2 separate regions of the Homo sapiens genome follow, and region 1 is linked to region 2. Evidence: read pairs that join two places in POLR2A ChIA-PET (ENCODE). Cell type or tissue: MCF 10A. All regions are shown on one strand. Links, peaks and the distances in the headings refer to the core of each region. The heading gives the core; the rest is flanking DNA. Region 1 overlaps DNM3 (dynamin 3). Region 2 overlaps DNM3 (dynamin 3).

The links. Peaks named below come from ENCODE experiments on the same cell type or tissue, not always from the same donor. Only the 100,000 strongest peaks of a DNase experiment are listed, where the experiment ranks them.
Region 1: POLR2A ChIA-PET joins it to region 2 with 17 read pairs; 6 of 35 experiments call an interaction of 5 or more read pairs at or near these places.

Annotation. Positions count from the first base shown.
Region 1 is chr1:172,346,349-172,357,222 of GRCh38, forward strand. All of the region lies in intron 17 of DNM3 (dynamin 3), which reads left to right. Among named protein-coding and RNA genes, the nearest start is that of C1orf105, 69 kb to the right of the region's middle. In MCF 10A, for the core only: no CTCF peak of the experiment used is centred there; DNase peaks (open chromatin) are centred at 5,573 and 6,293.
Region 2 is chr1:172,280,780-172,291,653 of GRCh38, forward strand. All of the region lies in intron 15 of DNM3 (dynamin 3), which reads left to right. Among named protein-coding and RNA genes, the nearest start is that of C1orf105, 130 kb to the right of the region's middle. In MCF 10A, for the core only: no CTCF peak of the experiment used is centred there; DNase peaks (open chromatin) are centred at 6,202 and 6,662.

The DNA.
Region 1 (10,874 bases), core at 1,749-9,748, 65 kb after region 2:
AAGGTGTACAGTGAAGACTGAGGGGCCAGGGAGGTAGACAGAGAGCAAATCGTGCTGGGCCTTGTATGCCAAGGGCTGGAAGACTTTATCTGAAGAGCACTGTGGAATCAGTGAAGACATTTAAACATGGGATCATCTTTATATTTTAGTAAGAGTGTTATACTAGGAGTGAGTAAGTATATTAGGATGTAGGACTGACGACTAAGATACTGTTGCAATAGGTAATAAATGTTGAAATTGGGATAGACAGACTTCTGTTTTAAACAGAAGGACAAATCAGACACCCTCATGGACATATACACATATTTATAGTTTAAATGATGAAGAAAATAGATCAAATTTGTATTAAATGCACTACCAAAATGAATTAAAAGGAAAGAATCCATAGAAGCCAGAAAATGACACGAAAGCAGGAAACTAAAGCACTGGTTTCCATCCTGAGGATTTCACCCAAATTTTTGAGATCTTGTGCCTCCATCATGGTGGCCAAATAATGCCTGGCAAACAGGTGTAAAGCTTAGTACATTCCAAGTTCCAAAGACTCCTAACAGGAGCCTGTCACACAGGCTGGGACTGGAAAAAACTGTATCCTGGTCTAAGAATATACTAAAAATAAAACCAATGTCCAGAAGAATGCAGCCAGGAAATTATATTGTATTGACCTTGGCACTAAATAAAAGGGGAGTGATGGGTGGTGATCTGCCTTTAAACTGCATAGCCACAAGTTTGCCCCCATTTGAATGTAAGGTCTGAATTCACACTACATGTGTGTTTGAGCATCTCAAACCTCAAGTACAGAATTTAATTTTCCTGGGTTAGTACCACCCTCAGAGGAACTAGCAGAAGCCCCCCCCGCCAAAAAAAATTATTTCCTCTCTGTAAAAATGCAAATTCGACCCAGGCCTTAACTCCCCAAGATAGAGTTCTAAGGAAAATGAATAGCTTACAAAGAACAAAGGAAGGAAGGACATAGGAAATAAACCACTACTGAGAATAGGAGAAACAACAGGCTGTGAAATCAGACCTTCAGAGATGAGATATTTACAATTTTGGAGTTACTAGGTACAGAAATAAAAAGTTGTTTAATATGTTTAGAAATAAAGAGGCTTTAAGTATGAGAAGAAAAGATCAAGCAGATTGGGGGAATGACTTCTAGAAATAAAATATAATCACTGCAATGAAAAATTCAATTAAAAGTGTCAAGGAATCAGATTAGATATAGCTGAACAGAGAATTAGTAAACTGGAAAATCTGTAGTGATATGAATACACTGACCAGAATAAAGTCCAAGCCAGAATAAAATCCGAAAGAAAAGGATTGAGATCACAGATTGTGTTAGATGAGTTCTAACATGTTCTAATCAAAGTTCTAGAAGGAAATAGTAGAATGGGGAAACACAGTATTCAAAGACGACTAACAGAACGTTCATAACAGCACTGTTTGTAATAGTGAAAAACCTGGAAATAATCTAAATGGCCATTAGTGGAAGGGCAAATTAGTAAATTGTAGTATATTTACACATTGGAGTATTATATAGCATCCCAAACAAGTGAACTCCAGTACATTCAATGGTATGCATGAATTGGCAATATAGGTAAAAGAAAATTATATATAATATATTCTTTTTTATGAAACTAAAAATAACTGATAAAAATAACTCTTTAAGACTAAATATAGATGCAATAAAACCATAATAAAAGGAAAGTAAGGGAATGATAATTATTCTCACTGATAGTTACTTTGAGTGGGAGAGGCAGGGGGCTGAGTTGGCAGATGGTATTACATGATACTGTATGAACAGATGCAGACGAAAGTGTGCCATGAACCAAGGATTATAGTTAATCCAATTCCGTATACTAAAAGTACATTGAGGAGGTAGGAGGAGAGAGAGAGGTTGAGAATTTTCTAAAATTGTTGAAGTCTAACAATTCTTAGAATCAGGAAATAAAACAATTCTCAAATAGGATTTTTAAGAAATGATACATAATAAGTAACAACAAGACACATCATAGTGAAACTACAGAACACCAAAGAAAAAAAGATCCTAAAAGAAGCCAGAAAGCTAGGTCACCTACAAAGGAGTGGAATTAGACGGACTGCTGATTAGTTTAACCTGTACAATATCGTTCAACAGATGAGTGGTAGAGCCAGGATTCAGATCCATATCTTCTGATTCCTATGCCTATGTTCCTTCTAATACTCCACCAAAATTTTTCACACATTTATGTACAGAGTATTTTGTGTACTGAAATAAATGTAAACCAAAAAAGTAATGGAAAGAAGAAACCCAATAAAAAGAAAAGTTAGTGTTACCTAACATATGAAAAATTTGGTAAAATTTACATGTATTTAGGTACAAAAGAGACAAGGGAATTAGCATTTGTTAAATTCCTAAATATGTGCCAGGAATAGTTCTGGTGCTTTAAAAAAAATCTCATTCAGTTATCATAACAAATATTTCTGAGCTAGAGTTCTTATTTCCATTTTGTGGTGGAAAAGACTAAGGCTTGGAGAGATTACATGATTTACCCAATTTCAAAAGTTAGTAAATGGTAAATTCAAATTCTGAAAAGGTGCAGCCAGTCCCACCTGACCCATCGTCTTCCCAGTAGCATTGTCAGTAAACGAATAATGTAATTTATATTACCTAAGGTGTCCTAAACAGAGCACCTTCTCTGGCAACCTTCTGAGACCACCACCCCCAGTGTCAGGGGTTATTGCCCTCAGAGACATGTCCAGGAATATTAGTTTTTCCTTTGCACTTCTCTAGGCTTCTTTCCCACTTGGATGCTCTACAGATTCCTACACCACATTTGCTCATCCATTTAAAGTGCTATATACTGACTATTTTCTAATGGTTTTAGGGTTTTGAATCCTTGCTATTACACTTACTCGAAAAATTACTAAATCCATTTGCACCTCAACTTCCTCATGTGTAAACTGGGATAATAACACACCTTTTGAGGATTCTCGAAATGATTAGCTGAGAAAATGAAATCCATAAAGCTATTAGTTCAGTCGCTGGCACTTGAAAGTTTTCAGTAAGTGACTACTGCTGCCATTATTAGATCCTTTGCAGGTACAGAGACAGCTTTTATAGTCAGAGGGAATTCATTTTGTCTCCTAGTTTGCCTAAGAATAAGTGATCCATCTTTATTTATTCTACTGATTGTGATCTGACATAGTCTTGGACCTAGTTATTATTAATTTTAGCATATGTTAATAAGAAAATAATTATAAAATATCCTGTTCTGAATTTCATTTCAAGATAATGTGAATATAGCAATACATGATCAAATATCTATTTTCTAAATTGAGATTTTAAAAATTCCCAAACTTCATCCCCTGAGTTGAATTCACTAGAATGAAATAAATGAAGACAATGTTCACTAAGCTTCTAAAGAATCCACATGTTAATTGGATCAGTTTGCCCAAAGACTATTTTTGCCTTTAGGATTTATTATTCTGAATTAAGTCATTATATGGTTGAGTGATTATGTAAAAAATCATATTATTTATACAATGATATGTGAAGAGGATTACTATAATGCAAGAGGTTAAAAACATAGAAGCACCAAGCCCTCATGTATATAGAAAACTCATGCTAAGGCCAGAAGAAGCAGAAGGAGAGTCAGAAGAAATATACCAAAGTGGTAAACATGTATGCTGTGCTATGTGTGCCCACATAATACATAGGAAATGCTAAATTGGTATCGATTTCTGAAAATAAAAATGCCTGTTCTTTTTTCAAATTATGCAATCCTGATAAGCCTACTAGGCATATACATATATATCCTTTTAACTAATCACGTTATCATTTTTTTCCAACAAAGAATATAATAAATGAAAGTCACCTTCTGGGTGATTAGTGGCAGTTGACTTGGAGTTTCAGCCCTTCCTCAGGACTTTTTGGCATAGTAATAACATTGCAAAGTTGCTCACATTTTTCATACCCTTCCATTTTATCTTGTGTGTGTGTGTGTGTGTGTGTGTGTGTTTGTGTGTCTTGTATGTGGAATATTCTTACAGCTAGTGACTTAATATGCTGATGAACACAGAGAGCTGGATTTTTTTTGCAAACCAATATTTTTGTGCCATTTGATTATTTAGGTGATATTCAGCCTTTTCAAAGATTACTTAACTGTCGTGGTATCACTACAGAGGAAGAAAGGAAATTCTGTAGTTAGTTTAGGAGAAAACGTAACGTAAAACAATTCTTCAAGGAACCTAGCAATGCAATAAAGTATCTAGATAATCTTTTAGAATATCAGAGCCTGGGGTATGCTAATGAAATCATGGGAGAAGAAAAAAGCTCCAGTTCTCACTCACATTAAAAGTGCTCTCTTTTACACAAGACACAATTCATAAAATCTTTTTATATCAGCAGGGAACTCATCTATCTGTATATACATGGAGGCAGGCAGCTGTTAACAGCATAGCATGACACTGCTGAACAGTTCAGGATGCAGGATAAGGAATATCATTCTATCATTCCCAACTGAAACAACATCAGAAAATGTAGACAGGCTAAATAGAATTATCCAAAATGGAGCCTGTCTGAAATTCCAAGTCTCCCAGAGACAAAAGTACTATTCACCTCTTCTTCCTTTCTATGGCTGAAATTCATTTGCATCCACTGACATCCTTTAAATTATTACCCTCCTGGGAAAGTCTGCAACCCTTGTAGAACACTTATAAACATTCAGTTGTTTCTGATCAGACCTGTGTTGTTTGTAGTTCTCCTGACTCATATTTTAGTATCTTAGGAAGGAAAATTTAGTGCCACAAATGTTTACCATCTATATTCTCTTGGTTTCTGAGACTTCCCATGGCAATTAAAAAAATTTAGATATTACACCTTTTGCTTCAAAGGTCATAATTCCAGAAGTATGACTCTTATCTGACCTTTTAGAATGATAAATCTAAGAAATTTTTGTGTTCCAGAGAATGAATACACAAAATGGGAACTAGTGAGTTCCAAAGCTTCTGCTATAGAATAATTGATGGTTTTCTCCAAATATTTGTTAAAATTTTAATATAATAAATACTAGGATTTTTTAAAGTAAACTTTTTTAGCAATAAGAATTTAGCACTTCCAAAGCAGCCACATGGTCTGTTGCCCAGGACTCCCTTAAAAATTGCTTTGCTGAGGCTGTTCAACATCTGTCAGCATTTTCTGCATAAACCATTGGCTCAAAAAAATTCTTCAGGCTGAAACTTGATATATCAGGTCTCAGCTTAGCAGTTTTTATGTGTTTTCAGGAAAATAAGTTTGGATGTTTTCAAGTTAGTGCTAGAGGAGAAACACATTCTAATACACCATTTCAAGACACCCTTTTATTTTATACATGGGTGAAAGGAAAACAGACTTCTACCCAACTAAAATGGACAGAAAATATCTAAACAATTGTTGTGAAGTTTTCTTCACACTGTATTGCTAAACAGGATGTCTTTATTGGAGCTATGTGACTACATTCTTCATAGAATGGCATATGGAACTCTGCCCAGCTTTAATGCCAGAGGTCAGAATGTGCCCACCTCCTGGCAGCTGAGGATGAATGGCTTAAGTGACAAATTCCGATCCGTCAGCTTCCCAGATCATTGAACAGCCAAAGGAGACTAATACAATAAACAACAGTTTGCCAAAAGGCATCATGATCCACTGGTGGATTGTGGTTTTACACAGCTTCAACATACATTATCCTGACGTCTAAAATTACATCTCAGAGTACAGCTGTGTGTGTAATACTGGACTTCATTCCACTGGATGATCCCATGTTGTCCACTTACAACAGGAATGCACTTTTGAACCTAGAGCTGTCACTACAAATCTCACTGTGAGTGTTAAGAATTCATGAAGAAATTCCAATTTATTGATTTGCAAGGATTTGCCTATGAAGGTAGAGAGATTGTATCTTAAAATTGCCATTCCATTAAAGGCTAAAAAAGTCATTTCAATGACTAAAGTTCTTATATCTTTTAGTTGACTATTTGTAAAGTGAACTTTTTTTTTCTTTTTATATGAGTGTTAACTGGAAATAGGCAAGGAATGAGCAGGACTTTAACATTCTAGTCCTCTGTGTCAGCTGTCTGTGTTACAGAATTTATTTGAACTATAGAGTCCCTAAATCACTACAGCATAAGCCTCAGGGAAAATAAAAACTCAAAAATGTATAAACAAACTATACTAAAATTGAGCTACTGAGCACCTTAGTATACTTGCTTCCCTTTAGTTAACGTATTTTCACCAACAAGGGTGTGTCTTTCAAGGCTATCTGGAGTATACCTGTGGTTTTAGAAATACCAAGTGACTCACCTCCAGTAGTTACAGTGGTAAGGAAAAAGTTGTTACCTCTTTCCTTTGGTGATTCTGGTGCACATTTGGAAGATACAGCTCAAAGCAATCAATACCCTGGGCCTCTGGCTTCTAATATATTAATGTCTGCTCTCTGGAAGACCCATATGCACCACCTGCCCTCTGAATCCTGAGTGATCCAGATCCTTTGGAGGACTTAAGTAAATAAAAATTAAGAGCAAAACAAATGGTCTTGAAAATCCTTTCCAATAGACACAAGCAAACACAATAGGGATCTGATCATTTCACTTTCCTAAATTTTCTGTTTCCCCATTCAGCACAGTGGAGGAGGACCTCTGAGATTACTCTTCTTTTTCAAATCCCCACCTCAAGGTATTCTCCTCACACTTCCGCCACCCACATACACCCCTGATGCTCCATCCACCAAGCAGCCATATCCACAGGCCACAGGTGCACCATCCTCTGCCCTGTTTCTGCACCTTTGCATGTGTAGTTCCTCCTGCCTGCAAGATGCTGTCATTTATTCTATACCGGATGAACATCTTCCTACCCATCAAAACCCAGATCACTCTCTGATACATTCTTTCTGCATTCCATGGAATATATAGATTTGACTGTTACTGGTTTATAATCAAATTTGTCATCTTTCTTCACAATAGTCCTAAGGTTTATGCCAGTCTTGTCCCTGTCTCACTAATAATGAAATTAAGATTTGTAGATATAAAATAATATGACACATATTAAAAGCACTCAGAAAGCTAAGGGTTTTTCTTCAGAGCTTTTATTCATTTTTGTATCTAATGTTGAAAACAAGTAAAAATATATACAGAAGAGCCCCTAGCTGAAATGTATTCATATGGCCCCCTGACCTAATCACAGATTCTTCTATTTCAACAGAACTTTCTTCCTCACAGATATAAGAAAATGTCCCACTTTTCCTGATTGATTTGTGCTTATTGATTACTGAACTTAGAGCTCGGAAACTTGAATTTTCATTTTATGAACGCTCTCAATTTATTGTATGGCCTTGGAAAAATTATGAAACCTTTTTGACTCTTAGCTTTTGAAAAAGCAAATAATAAGTCTACTTATATCATGAAGCTGGTCTAAAGTTCAAAACAAACTATATAAGTGAAACAACTTGAAAACTGTATGCCTCTACATTCATACAAAGTATATATTCATATTTATATGACTAGTGTACAGTATTATTATCAGTATCAAAGAAAACTAAAAGTCTACAGTATATGGAGCCCAAATAAAATTTGGCCAAAAAGAGTGCTTAGGATGTAAACTGCTTTCAGTTTCAACCTTTGATTCCACTTACTCGTGGTTCACGGAGAGCTTTGTAAGGATCAGTAACTTCTCCGAAATAGGTAATAATAGTGCTAACTGGGAGGTATTTAGGACATAAAGGTGTTGGGGTGTGTGTGTGTGTGTGTGTGTGTGAGAGAGAGAGAGAGAGAGAGAGAGAGAGAAATAAGACATTTTTGCTAAAGAATATCTGAAGAAAAAAAAGGCCAAGGACAAAATGTTGTAGAAAAAACCGGGTTCTTGAGTTCTTGTCTCTTGACCAGGAAGAGTTAGTCACGCAGACACTCTGAAGGATGAGAGAGAACAGAATTTATTGGGAGAAAAGGAAAAAATTCTCAGCAAAGTGAGAGGGGTTCCTGTTAACAGGCCCCCATTTCACAGATTGAATCCTGGTTTATCACACAGAAATAGGAGAGGCCAGGCTCCTCCCCACTGCAAATAGCACCAACTTCCCAAGGCTGCACCCTGTCCTCTCAGTGCTCAGGCTGGTGGGAGATTCTCTGGGGACTTTCCCCCTTATCTTCCTCCTGCTTCTATCACAATGAGAAATCTCAAATCTTTATTATTCTAACCTGTAATAAGTCCACAAAGACATGTAGAGTTTGATTTCTAGTGGTTTTTTTTAGACTGGCTATCTTGACTTCAAAATATCTAGGAATATTAAGGACAATGTGACAATTGCTCTTTTAAATTCCTGACTGAGCACACAGGAGGATGAGAAATTCCTGGGTAAGAAAATAAAAAGGGAGCTGGAAAGCAGAGGGCCTATGGTGAAGCCACAGCTGTCCTTGGGGCATTTGCTATCACTGCACACAAGAGCTTTGGATGTACTTAGACATATGGAGATAGGAGAAAATACTTCAGCCCGAAAAAATTGGGGAATTGGAACCAAGACCCCTACAGTAAGCCAGGACACTTAAAAAGCTACACCTTCAGTGAAAATGGTGAATCAAGAAAAATCCGCTTGCCGTTAAAAGGAGAAAATGAGGAAAGTTATTTGTCTCGGCTTGCACTGTGAATGGAAGGAGAGAAAAGTCTTTGAGAATCCATTTGTATAGGTTCCTCATTCTGTAATTTGAGATTCAAATATGTATCACTTACATGCGCAAGCAGAACCAAAGCTGAGAAATTAAAGTGGACCAAAGTTGGAAGCAGTTCTGGGAGCCTGTAGAAACATAAATACTCTCTGGAGCAACACACCCTCAAATCAGATCTAATAGAAGCCCAGCTAAACTTGAATACACAATCCAACATTTAAAAGGACACACACACACACACAAAGCCATCATGAGTAAGTCAAGAGAATAACAAACAGTAGGAAAGATTTTGGACTATATTTAAAAAATTTAAAGAAATAAAAGAGCAAATGACAAATTTGAGAAAGGAACACTTTCTAAAGACAAGTCATATTTTTAAAATAGCCAAATAGAACTTGAAAAATGAAGTGCAGTTATTGAAATTAAAATTTTATGAATAGATTAAACAGCTGGAGAGAGACTACATAAAATAGGTTCTACACAGTGGTGTGCTGATAGATGTTTAATAAGTAGCTGTCCAGGATGGGGGAAAGCCCTGTTCTGTAGCATTTGCTAATTTCCATGGTGTGAATGCTCCCACCATTGGTAGTCAATTTTAAGCTACCAATGTGACGTAGTGAACTGGAAAGAGACGTGTACAGTTGGTTCTCATGAGCTGGTATAAACCAGCTCCTATACACGATTGGATATATAACTGAATAAATTACCTAGAATGTAACACAGAAAGATGGAAAGATAGGAATGTATATAGGACACGAAGGACAGGCTGTGAAGATCTAATATATGTTTAATCATCATTCTAGAGGAGAATAGGAGAATGACTAAAATGTTTCCAGAACTGATGAAAGTCATGAATTCTAAGATCTAGGAAGACCACAGATAACATCCAGACATACATTATAATGAAATTGCAGAGCACCAAAGCCAAAGAGATAACCATAAAAGCATCCAGAGAAAAAATATATCAACTACTAAAGAACAACAGTTCAGACTTCTTAAGAGCAAAAGTGGAAACCAGAAATAATGGAATCATCTTCAAAGTACAGAGGGAAACACTGCCAAGCTACAGCTGAATACCTAGTTAAAGGATTATTTTAAAGTGAGGCCTAATAAAGACACTTTCAGGCAGCAAAAACAGTTTGCCATCAAAGATAAAAGGAACGAAACGAAAAAATGTACTTTAGGAAGAAGGAAAATGATCCAGAAGGAACATGGACAAAGAAGTGGGTAAACATTTAGGTAAATCTAAGCCAATATTAAAACAACAAGAATAATAGTAATGTATGGTGATTAAAAGCCATCTGAACAGTTTTATTTTCTCACAAATACTAAACAGCACTTAATTTAATTACATTGCCATGTAGAAGTTTTAACCATATTTTGTTCATTTTTGACTTATAAAACAATCAGGAAAAAACAGTAAACATTGTTATATAAGATTTACTTATTTTAATCCAAGTTACACTTTGCTAAACATACTGAAAATTTGACGGGGTTTTAAATTTGTAATGAAAGAGCCATAGACTCCTCAGAATTTTTTTTTTAATTGTGTTGATCTTGCACATTCTATTATGATTCCAGGTCATTACCTAAGCAAGGATTTCCAATTTAGGCTGAGCTGGGAAAGACATTATTATATTAAAGTTTATGGTTATGAAAACTGTACCCCCACAACACTGGAAGTACAGGACCTTTGTTTCTCTCCACCCACATGCTGGTGACTTTTTACCACTAGGAGAGTTATGTACTCACTGTGACTCACAGAAAAAGATAAGGTTACTTTATACTATCTCTCAATAAATGGAGCCAAGGATCCTTGGAGAAATTCCAGGACTGGGGCAGAGAAAGTACAAGATGAGCCTGGAATGTCTCATGATGCTAGAAAGTAAGGAAGTGCTCAAAACCTTATGGGGATATATGTGAAAAAGATACAAGAGGCAAATTACAGGAGGCTCCCAATGACTAAATCTGGGACAATTTCAGAAATAAAATAATGACAGTAATGGATTATAATCCATAGAATAAAATAAGAATCCATACTTACATAAATAAACAGTTGAATGAGTAATTATATGAAGGAGAAGGGAAAGCTGTTCCTCATAATTAATTAATTTAGAAGAGAAGATCAAAATTTAAAAATCACCATTTGCAAAACATCACAGTAATAGTTTCTCTTAAGAATCATCAATGGATGTTAAAATGAGTAG
Region 2 (10,874 bases), core at 1,835-9,834:
AAAATTAATAGTATCCAGATTTTAGAAATACACACATGCATGCATACATGCACACACAGAGTGAGAGATGAAAGGAATGGTTCAAGCCAAGCATCAATAATTAAGTTATCCTGAAATATTGTAAATGGGTGAAAGGACTAGATAAAAGTGGCATTCCACATCTGGAGATTGGAATATGGGAAGTCATGGTCAGAGACAGACAATTATGTTCAAGGAACAGCAAGTTTTGCTTTGATGGAAAGAGACTCTTTATAACTGGAAGTTATGAAAAACTAAATGTGATAATATTGTGTGTGTGTGTGTGTGTGTGTGTATGTGTGATAATGGAGAGAGTGTGATAGCAGAATTAAATTGTGGGAAGTTTTAAAGCTATAGAACAAGACACTCCTCCAGATTTTCAGAAGAGAACTGACAGAAGTATAGAGAAGGATATACTACTTAATGAAATACAGAGTGGATTGAAAGGAGGTAAGGTAAGACACGGAAAGGAACTGAGGAGATTGCTGAAATGTTTCAAGAGATGGAAAAATGACAGAGTTCCAGATGAACTCTACACTTGAAATCGATTTCTTTCTCCATGGTTCACAAATGAATCATCACAATGGCAATCTCAAGATGAGAGTAACCAGGAAAATCCTACCCCAATGGAGATTAAGTAATCTGTGAGCTGACACCCCCATTTTCCCCAACATAAGCATTCTTGAGCCATATGGAGCTCTAATAGAAGGAAACACATTTCCTGGATCAGCTCTTTGCCTCTACAAAGTAGCTTAGAGCCCAAATTATTGATATATATAATTTAGTACTATAAGTTACTTAATAGCTGTCGTATTTAATATAAGTAATTATTGTTACTTTTTAAAATATACCAATGAACTTGATCTTAGGATTTTTTTTCAGTGACTCGAGCTGGTTTGCAGACCCCACTCCATAATTATAGACTTCTGTTCTTAAATGTTAGCTTCTTTGTTTGGCAGTATTATACTTGTTTCTTTCTCACTGAGATAAATGTTCCTAACAAAAAGAGATAATAAATGTTTTGGGTGATGGATAGTCCGGTTACACTGATTTGATCATTATACATTGAATACTTGTATCAAAATATCACAGTACCCCATAAATATGTATAACTCTTATGTATTTACAAAAATTAAAAAAGAAAAATCTAACATATAATTTTTGGTCCTCCCAATTCTTTGCTCTGAAATTTCTAAATTATATAACATTGGCATTGAAAGAGACCAAGAGATGTCATATCCCACCTGTAGGCAAGACCATATCTAAAATACATTAGCAAGATGAAAAGCTATTGCAGTACTTGCTTCTAAGACTGCTTAGCCCAGTGTTTCCACCAAACTCAGGGCAGAGCTATGGAGGAGCTGAAGTTTGTGTTTTGTCTTGTCCGTTGCTCATCCTCGCCGCTCATTCTGTCTACCTCCTTCTTTGATCTTCCTTTCTCAGTTAATTACATCATCTGGAAATATGGCCTTGTGAACTAATCACTTTCTCCAGGAACATTTCCATTTTAATAATAATCACTACCAGTCACCATGCTAAATGCTTTGCATGCATTATTTCAAATTCTTAAAACAACCCTCTTAGTACTATCCCCATTTAACAACAAAGAAATTGAGTCCCCGAGAACTTAAGTAACTTGGTTCAAAGTCACAGACTAGCACACATAATTAACAAGTATCAGGGTTTGAATTTCTCTATCTGATTGCAATGTCTACATTCCTTCCATCACATCATACTAATTCTTATAGAAACCTAAAGCCCTCAAGACTTAAAAAAATGAAATTTCCAGAAGCTTACTTAACTAGCTGGTGAAAAATTTGATAAGGGGATAAGGATATTCCAGATGGGATATCTCTGTTTATCTACTCCACATATTTAAAAGTCAGTCTGACTTTATCTGTGTCAGGAAGCACCTTTTGTTAAACCACTGTGATGCTGGGCTTAACTCTACTTGGAGAGAGTCTTAGGTTCCTTGTTTGTCAGTATAGTTCATCAGTCTTCTTTGGCAACTATACCCCAGTGGACATCCACATGTGTTCCTCATAAGAGAAGAAAAGTACAGTCCTTCAGTTCAGGCACATGGACAGCTTATGTGACTGTCTTAGGCTTCAGGCTTTACCTTTGGGTGGGACATATTTTTATGCCCACACAGTTCCATCAAGTAGCATCGCATCAACTTGCACCTGTTTTACTCCAGAACTTCTTCCTTTCCAGGTTCCAGCCATCTTAGAGCGTTGCTAGTTACTGACAATCAGGCAGATCTGATTGTCAGAGGCTTCTTTGCATTATCAGAAAATTATCCTTCATATCCTTGTGCCACATTGTCAGTTTCTTCTCATTTTTTTCCTCAATGGCAATGGCTAAAACGCCAGGGGCTCCATATTGCTTCAGACAGTACTTCATCTGCTGCTGTCATCTTGCAGATATCTTCCCTTGGCCTTTTAGCCTCATCTCTCTTCTCTTTAGTCACTTTGGAGGCTTTCTCCAGCTCCTTCCCACTGTGCCCCACCTCTTTATTTAGTTCCTAGAACTGGACACAGTGGTTGGCAGGACTTGACCAACACAGGGCACAAGACAGCAGTTACCTTATATTCTTTCTTGTGGCTAATTTCTCCATTGCCATTTCCTGAAGCCTTTTCAGTCATTCCTCAAGTATATTCATTCCTATAGAAAACCAAGTCAGGCTGGGCATGGTGGCTCACACCTGTAATCCCATCACTTTGGGAGGCCAAGGTGGGCAGATCATGAGGTCAAGAGATCAAGACCATCCTGGCCAAGATGCTGAAACGCCGTCTCTACTAAAAATGCAAAAATTAGGCAGGCGTGGTGGCAGGCACTTGTAGTCCCAGCTACCCGGGAGGCTGAGGCAGGAAAATCGCTTGAAACCAGGAGGCGGAGGTTGCAGTGAGCTGAGATCATGCCACTGCACTCCAGCCTGGGTGATAGAGTGAGACTCCATCTCAAAAAAAAAAAAAAAAAAAAAAAAGAAAGAAAGAAAGAAAACCAAGTCAATGTTGATTTTATTGAGATGTAAGAGGGTTATATTCTAAATTTAGCAGGGAAGAGGCAGATTTCCCTAGGAAAGTGCTATGTTGTCTCCTTCCTCAGCTAAGTTTTTATAAAAGGTTGCCTTTGGGTTTTCGTTGTGGTTAAAAATGTGCAATTGCTTGTTTTGCAATAGGTTTTGTTCTGTGTTGCTACAATTTTCTCTTTTATATATTGTTTTTGCTTACAATTAAATCCAGGAAAATGTGGAAGAAAAAGAAGTGAAATAATCTCACAGCTGCTACGTTTTCCTGGAAGGCAAAGACACCTCCATTTTAAAGTTAGTTTTAAAACATGAAATCATTGTTCTTTGAAACAGCCATCTGGTCAAAGACCCCTTTGTAGAGTACATTTTTAAACAACAATTTTTAAAAACCACTAGGAGCTTTGTAAATATTTTCTTTATCTGGGTTATGAATTATTTTCAGCCTTTTGAGTAATTGTTAAAATGATGAAACTTACTGGAATAAAACAGATGTCTGTTTTTTGTTTTGTTTTTAGGGGAAAGAGGAAAATGTCATTGGGATATTGAGATTTACTTGGTACCTTGACAGTGAAATCTGAATAAATGGTTGTTAGTGTCCTTCTTAGCAATCCATTTACCATCCTTTTTTTTCTCTCTGTAATGCCAGAATATAAGCTTCATGAGAATAGCAACCTTATCTCTGTTCATCGCTATGTACCCCTAAGGGCCTAGCACAATGCCTGGCACATAGCTTCTCAAGACATGTTTATCAAACAAATAAATCAAGAAATGAATACCATAGGAACATTATACAGAATGACTTTTCATGTAATCAGTTACATAATTCATTTGTCCTTCCATTTTCTTCTACAGAGACACTTGGCATGGAAGTCTCCCTTAATAGAAACTTTCAGGTTGAAGATATGCCTAAAAATTGCTACCGTTTTTACTAGTCCATTACGGTTCTCTTATCCATGATTTTTATGTAAATCAACTCTAAATTGTTTATACTTTTACCACCTCTGAGGACAATAAATCCCACAAATAGAAGGGAGTTATGGTTCAACTCAATGGATGTATAAGTAAGGCATTAAGTGAATACAGAGGGAGAATAATTTATGCAATTATTGCTAAGTGGGCTAGACTCAGAGGAAGGAATATTCCAGTTGAGGCTGTAAGGGTGAGTAGAAATTTACCAGGTGGTGAAGCAGTCAGGGGAATAGAGGCAACAATGCATGAAAAGTCTTAAAGGGATGAAGGGCATGCCATACAGTCCCTCACCTCAGGACCATCACCAGCACTGTCATCATCTGTCTGCTGAAATATCACTCATGCAAAACACAGGCTGCCACTGAAGTGCATGATTTTTTAAAATTGAGAATGATATTTTTTCTTTGAAGAGTCGGTTATATCCATTATTTTAAAAACTGTCAGTTCACCTGAAACAGCCTCCCCAAACGAATCACTCTATAGCCAAGCCTCATGGAGACCAGGTTTTTACCAACTTTTTGCAGCAAGACTACTTATGTGGCCCAGACTTTGGGCCATGAATAATTTTGTGCAAAACTCACCCCATCCCAATCTCACTGAATGTTAGCAGTGGGGTGCTGCAGAGTCTGAATGAAGGTGGCGGTGGTGTTGGTGATTTCCCTGGGTGGGGCCAGGGGACACAGCATCTTGGGCCCAAGCACATCTTAGGCAACCCTATCCGCAAAGGCCCAAACTTCCCAGATGCATCCAAGACATCTTTTTGAAGCCTCAGACAGAGCAGTAGTATGAAGACCTATTTTTCCATGTAATAAAGGCTCATATAAAACTTTTCAAAATCAGTTCAAGGAACTCACTTTGATATGACTTGACATGAATTTAAATAACAACAATAATAATACCAAGAGGTAATAATTTAGAAATAATTTGAAAGCCGAGTTTTGTGGGGAACCATTACATAAAACCATTGGCACCATGATCCTACCACTCTCATTCTTCTGAAATTTTCCTCCACCCTTTTCTGTTTCACAGTATCTTAATGTTGATAAACTAACACAGACAGCCCCAACGCAGTCCCAGGCTCTTAGAGCTCGCATCTAACTCCCTCTGGGTGTTTGTGGGATAACATGAATCTGCAACTGTCCATATGATTTCACGATTGTTGTTTTTTGGCTTCTTGACCTACGTTATGCCTTCTGGGATAAGATGCTGCTTGCCTTGCATTGATAGTTCCTCAAAGATCTTATTTTTTAGAACTTTTAAAGTGAGTTATTTATATATATATATATATACTATTATCATTTAGTCATTAACTCAAATGAAAGATCCCACACAGAGTAATTTTTATACATAGTAAATATGGAAGGAAGAGGCCAAGCTAGCACAGACTGGGCAGCAATTTTTCCTGTCATGTGAAAAGTCATGGCATGGGTGGACCAATGGCCTCTCTCTCTATTTATTCCTCTGATTTCAGAAATGCTGAGTTTCAGCAGGCTATTACCATATATTCTGACCTAATAAATGAGACAGACTGAGAATAATTGTGGTTCTCTCTGCTTTCTTCACCAGTTCCTTTTATTCCATTCCACTCCTTTCATTGCTTTGCGCTAAATGAAATTTGGATTGCAACAACAACTTTTTAAAAATGACATTGTAATATTGGCTAATTTGCCTGGTATTGGTTATGCCCAAGTAGACACATGACCTGTGGCTGTTTGGCTTGTCCCCCTATGGGAAAATAGTTTAATGAAGCTAATACGTTGTACTAAAATAAAATAAATTCACATGGCACCCAGCATCACAGCCACAAGCAACATGGTTATTATTTATTACCCTGAGACACCAGCCCCACATCTCCAACTGCCTACTGGGCATTTTCACTGTGAGGGCCTTCTGTCGCTTCCTCTTTAATCCATCTGGAACCAAAACCATCACCCTCCTTTCAAAGCCATGCCTCACTATTGGAGTTTTAGGGGGCCAATTAATCATACCAGTTACTTCCCCTGTCTAGTTAAAATTGTTGCTGTTGCTGTTTTTAGAAGCAGTACACAAAAAGCAAACAGATAAGGCATGAAACAAATAGATCCAGATCTGTGGCCAAATGTCTTGCTCATACTTCAACTCCCAGTAATCACAACCACAGCTGAGCAACCACAGACCTCTACCAGAGGGCAGAGCTCATCAGAACATCTTGGAATAGGAGAGAAATGCCTGTGTCCTGCAGGCACGTCTTGCTCAATTTCTCCTTTATAGCTCACCAGTCAAATCAGCCAGTCCTCCTCTTTTGAGGGGAAGAAAATGAAGGCTAAGGAAAAGGGGCCAAGAGCTGAAGTCCCTTCAAGAGGCCAGGAGATCAAGTTCCCACTAACTCATCACTCCCGCATTTTCTATTTTTGTTTAGATATTTTCTTTGTTTATATGACATCAAATTATTTTAGCATTTGGGGATGAGAAAAAATAGTTAGATATTAAACATCCTATATTGTGAGAGGTTTCTACCATTTAAATTGTAATCTATTTTCTTTATGACCTTTTTCACCATAAATAAGACCCCCACAGTTATAACCAAAATTCACACTTTCAGCTCATTACTTGTTACTGTGATTAATGCTGACAAGGACCTGGCACCATGGCCATTGGCAGCCAGAGAAGGTCAGGACTAGTGGTGACTCAGCTGACTCTGCAGCTGCACTTACAGTAAATGTGTTTTGCAATGCTCTTATATTTAAAAATATTTTCTACAAATTTTTAATTCTTATTTAATTTTCTATTCATGTTTTATTATCATTTGCTCTTTGCTATATCAAGAGAAGGAAATAACAGATCAAATATCAAATCAACTGAGGTCCAAAAAACTCGTCCCTTTGGCAATGAATCATGGTACTTTGAGACAACAGGCAACGGTCAACCTCCAATTTGAATGGTTGTTGCATTGATCTTTGAGGATGCTATAGAAAGATAAGGAAAAAAGTATTTATAATATATATAAAATATATATATATATACACATGCACACACACACACACACACACACACATATATTTTTTGAGACAAGATCTTGCTCTGTTGCCAGGCTGTGGTACAGTGGCACTATCACAGCTTATTTGCAGCCTCTAACTCCTGGGCTCAAGCCATCCTCCTGCCTCAGCCTCCCAAAGTGATAGGATTACATGAGCCACTGTGTCTGACCAAGGAAAAGTATTTTAAATAAATGAGGGATACTAAGCTAATTCAACCATTGGCGAACACTTTATTCTGTCATGCATTCATTGCAAATTATTACCAAACACCAGCGCTGTGCTTAGGTTCTAAGAGGAACATGTCCCCTATTCTCATGGAATTCACAGTATAGTGAGAGAGGCTGATAACAAACAGTAATTACTTAATCACAACTGCTAATTACAACTACTGTGAGAATTTATAATACAGTGACCTGTCCATTTGGGGATTTCAGGGAATGGTCAAAACTAACACTAGAAGAATGCATAGAAATAGATTAGGTGAAGGGAGAAGGGGAGATTGTTCCAGGCAGAGTGAACAGCATATGCCAAGACCCTGAGGTAGGGAGAAGCTTTGTGTGTTCATGGAACTGATAGCTGGAGCCTGATGGGCAAGAATCAGGGGCCAGATCATTTATGATCCTACAGGCCATGTTAGGGTTGCTTTGTTGGTCTTTAATGCAGCAGGGAACCACTGAAGGGGAGTAATGTGGTTCAGTTTGGCTGCAGAATGGAGAGTAGAGAGGAACAAGTGCAGGAGTTGGGTTTTTGTAATACAGATAAGAGGTGATGACATCCTGGACTAGAAAGATGGAATAGAGGAATAAATGGGAGCTATTAACTGGCTACGTTGACAGAACTGACTGATTGGAAATGAGGTAGGGGAGAAAGAGATGTCGTGAATGACACCTAGGCATCTGGCACAAGCATCTCTTTGGAAGAAGCTGCCATTTACTAGTAGGAGGGAACTTTAGGGGAAGAGAAGATTTGGGAGCACATCCAGATTTCAAAATCTGAGATATCAAGAGAGCAACTGTAGCTCAGAGATGTCTGGCATTTATTAGCGGTCAGTTTATATATAGTACTAAATGCAAGTAGTCTCTTAGTATTTCTCATAGAAAGTTATCTTAGGAAAAAATCCTAGCTGGTAGTAATGCCTGGGTCTTTAAATTTTTCATTAAGTTCCGTTTCCTAATATATATTTTTAGGAGTTTCACATTTCTATTCATGAGTGAGATTGGTTTAAAGCGATATATTGAAAAGTTTGTTCCTTTTAATACTAGCCCCAGGAGAAGCTCAAGGGGGAAAAAAAGATTCAAAGGTGAAGTAAGCTTGGGAAGTCCTGTATAGCCTATTCATTTCTTGGAGATTTAAAATATGTATTAGACTATTATAATTTCTGAGAGGTTCTGAATAAAAGAAGCTTACTCTTAAAATCTAGGGAAAAAGGTATATAAAACTCTCTGAAGCCAGAACTATTGTGGAGAAAATTTTTAAATTTTTTTCCAATTTATCCTGTAGATACTGGTCAGATGGGATTTTATTATTTTGGTGTTATATTTCCTATATGTAACATCCATAATTGATACAAATTTACTATCATAAAAGCATACTTAGAATCTCTTAAGATAATTTAATCTTTTGTCTGTTAACTATATGTCGTCTCATTTCTAATTTTGTTTTCTCATCTTTTATATTACAGAATTCTGTTTTATTGTCTGATTCATTAGAGAAGAAACTCCTAAATGTAACAATAACATATTTGGTTCTCCACATTAATTCTTGACTTTATAAAATATTATATTCTTCTTTGCTTCGTTTTATAATTTTCCAACTTGCTCAATTTAATGCTGACAATCTATTTTTTGTTTCTTTTTAATAATAAAGTGTACCTGATTGTGATTTTGTCTCTGAATAGAGTTTTGGTTGCATGTTCTAAGTTTCAATACTGTGTGTAAGGTTGTTTAGTAAACAGTGTGTAATTATACTTTTGAGTTACTATTTGACAAAAATTTGCATGGAGTTTTAATTTATCTGAAGTGGTTTTGTTGTTCTTTCCTATTTAACTTTTATCATAATTTGTAGTTTTATTGTACTGTTGGGTTTTCTTTAACTGTAGATATGTGAAATCAGCAATATTATCTGTAAGGTAAAAGACAATTTATAGTCCTAATTTATTAAATTTATATTATTGACATCATAGGTTTGATGATTAATTTGTGATAATGTAAGATCTTTGTGTCATTAATTTATTGTCAATAATCTTTGAAGAACTTTGAATGCTGAGAAAATACTGGTGAGACTAGTCAGTCAACAAATATTAATGAGCACCTACTATATAACATAAATGCTAGGAATATATTGGTGAACATTTAAAGCTCCATCAATGGACTTGTGCTGTAGTTAGATGAGGCAGCAGATAGTTAACATACCTAATTTTACATACAGATAATTGTTATGATGAAAACGGAATAATGAAAAGAGTAAGAATGGGTGAAGGGTGGCAGGATTTTAGCTAGAGGGGTTAGGGGAGGCTTCTCTAGGGGATATTAGTGGATTATCAATGTGAATGAGATAGAATATCATTTCCAGCAAAAGGATTGGCGCCTGCAAAATCCCAAGGAAGAAACATGCTTGGCATATTTAAGAAACTGCAAATAAAAAGGCCAATGTGGCTGGAGCAGAATGAGGATGGGAAGAATGAAAATGCACATTTGAAACAGAGGAGGAAAATGAGGGGGCAAGAAGTCCAGACCTTTTTCCACTCGCCGTGAGAAGTGACTGGAGGATAGTAAACAGGGTGGTGATAAAATATACAATCTCTGTGGCTTCTTTGTGGCGAGTGGAGCAAGAAAACCATCAAGAAGATGTTATAAGTTGTGATAATCATCCCAATGAGAGAAGATAGTGACTTGGATATGGGAATCTGTAGGTCAGGGGAGAGATCTGAACTAAGCCACCTTTAAATGATATGAAAGGCCACCATACTGGGAAGATTACCACTGGAGAAATTGAGAGTGAAGTAGGCCATGAGAGAACCCTGGGACACCCCCAGAATTTAAAGGCCTTTAAGAGGAAGACGAGACAAAAAGAGATTAAGAAGCTGTAGTCAGTGAGGTAGCAGTGTGGGAGTCAGGCGGGTGTGATATCACAGAAGCCTGGAGGAGAAGGTGTTTGAGGACAGAGGGGGAGTGGTCAACAAATGCTACAGTAAAGCCAAGTAATGTGAAAACAGGGAATTGACAATTTGTTTGGGCAAGATGTAGATCACATGACCGTGAAAAGCGCTGTATCTATAGAGTAGCAGGATTACAGCCCTCACTTGGGTGGACTGAGGAAAGAATAAAGAGGGAGAGAATGGAAAAATAATTCAAGATAACTCAAGGAGTTTTGCTATAAAGGCAAATAGAAATGGGGCAGTTATTGGGAGTGAAGAAAGGTCTAGAGAAAGTGTGTGTGTGTGCACACGCATACATGTGCGTGTGTACACGTGTGCACGCCTGTTTTCAGATGGCTGCTTTTAAGGCATGCTAGTATACAATATGAATGATCCAAGCAGTTGAAAGGAAGAAACTGTATAAAAGGAATGAACACAGGGTGGAAGTTCATGCGGACCTTAGGAGAGACAGGACCCCATGTCTCAGTTGAAGGTTTGGCCTTCCATTATACAAGATAAAGGCAGAATCTGTGGTTGCAAATGTAGGTAGTCTCATGGATTTGTTGGAAAGAAGATGGATTATTCTTATCTGATTATGTATTTTTTCACTGTGAAGTATGAAGCAAGATTCTCCATTAAGTATGAGTGAAGGGTATATTAGAGATTTGAGGGAAGAAAATGTATGTAGTAGTAATCATCTGGT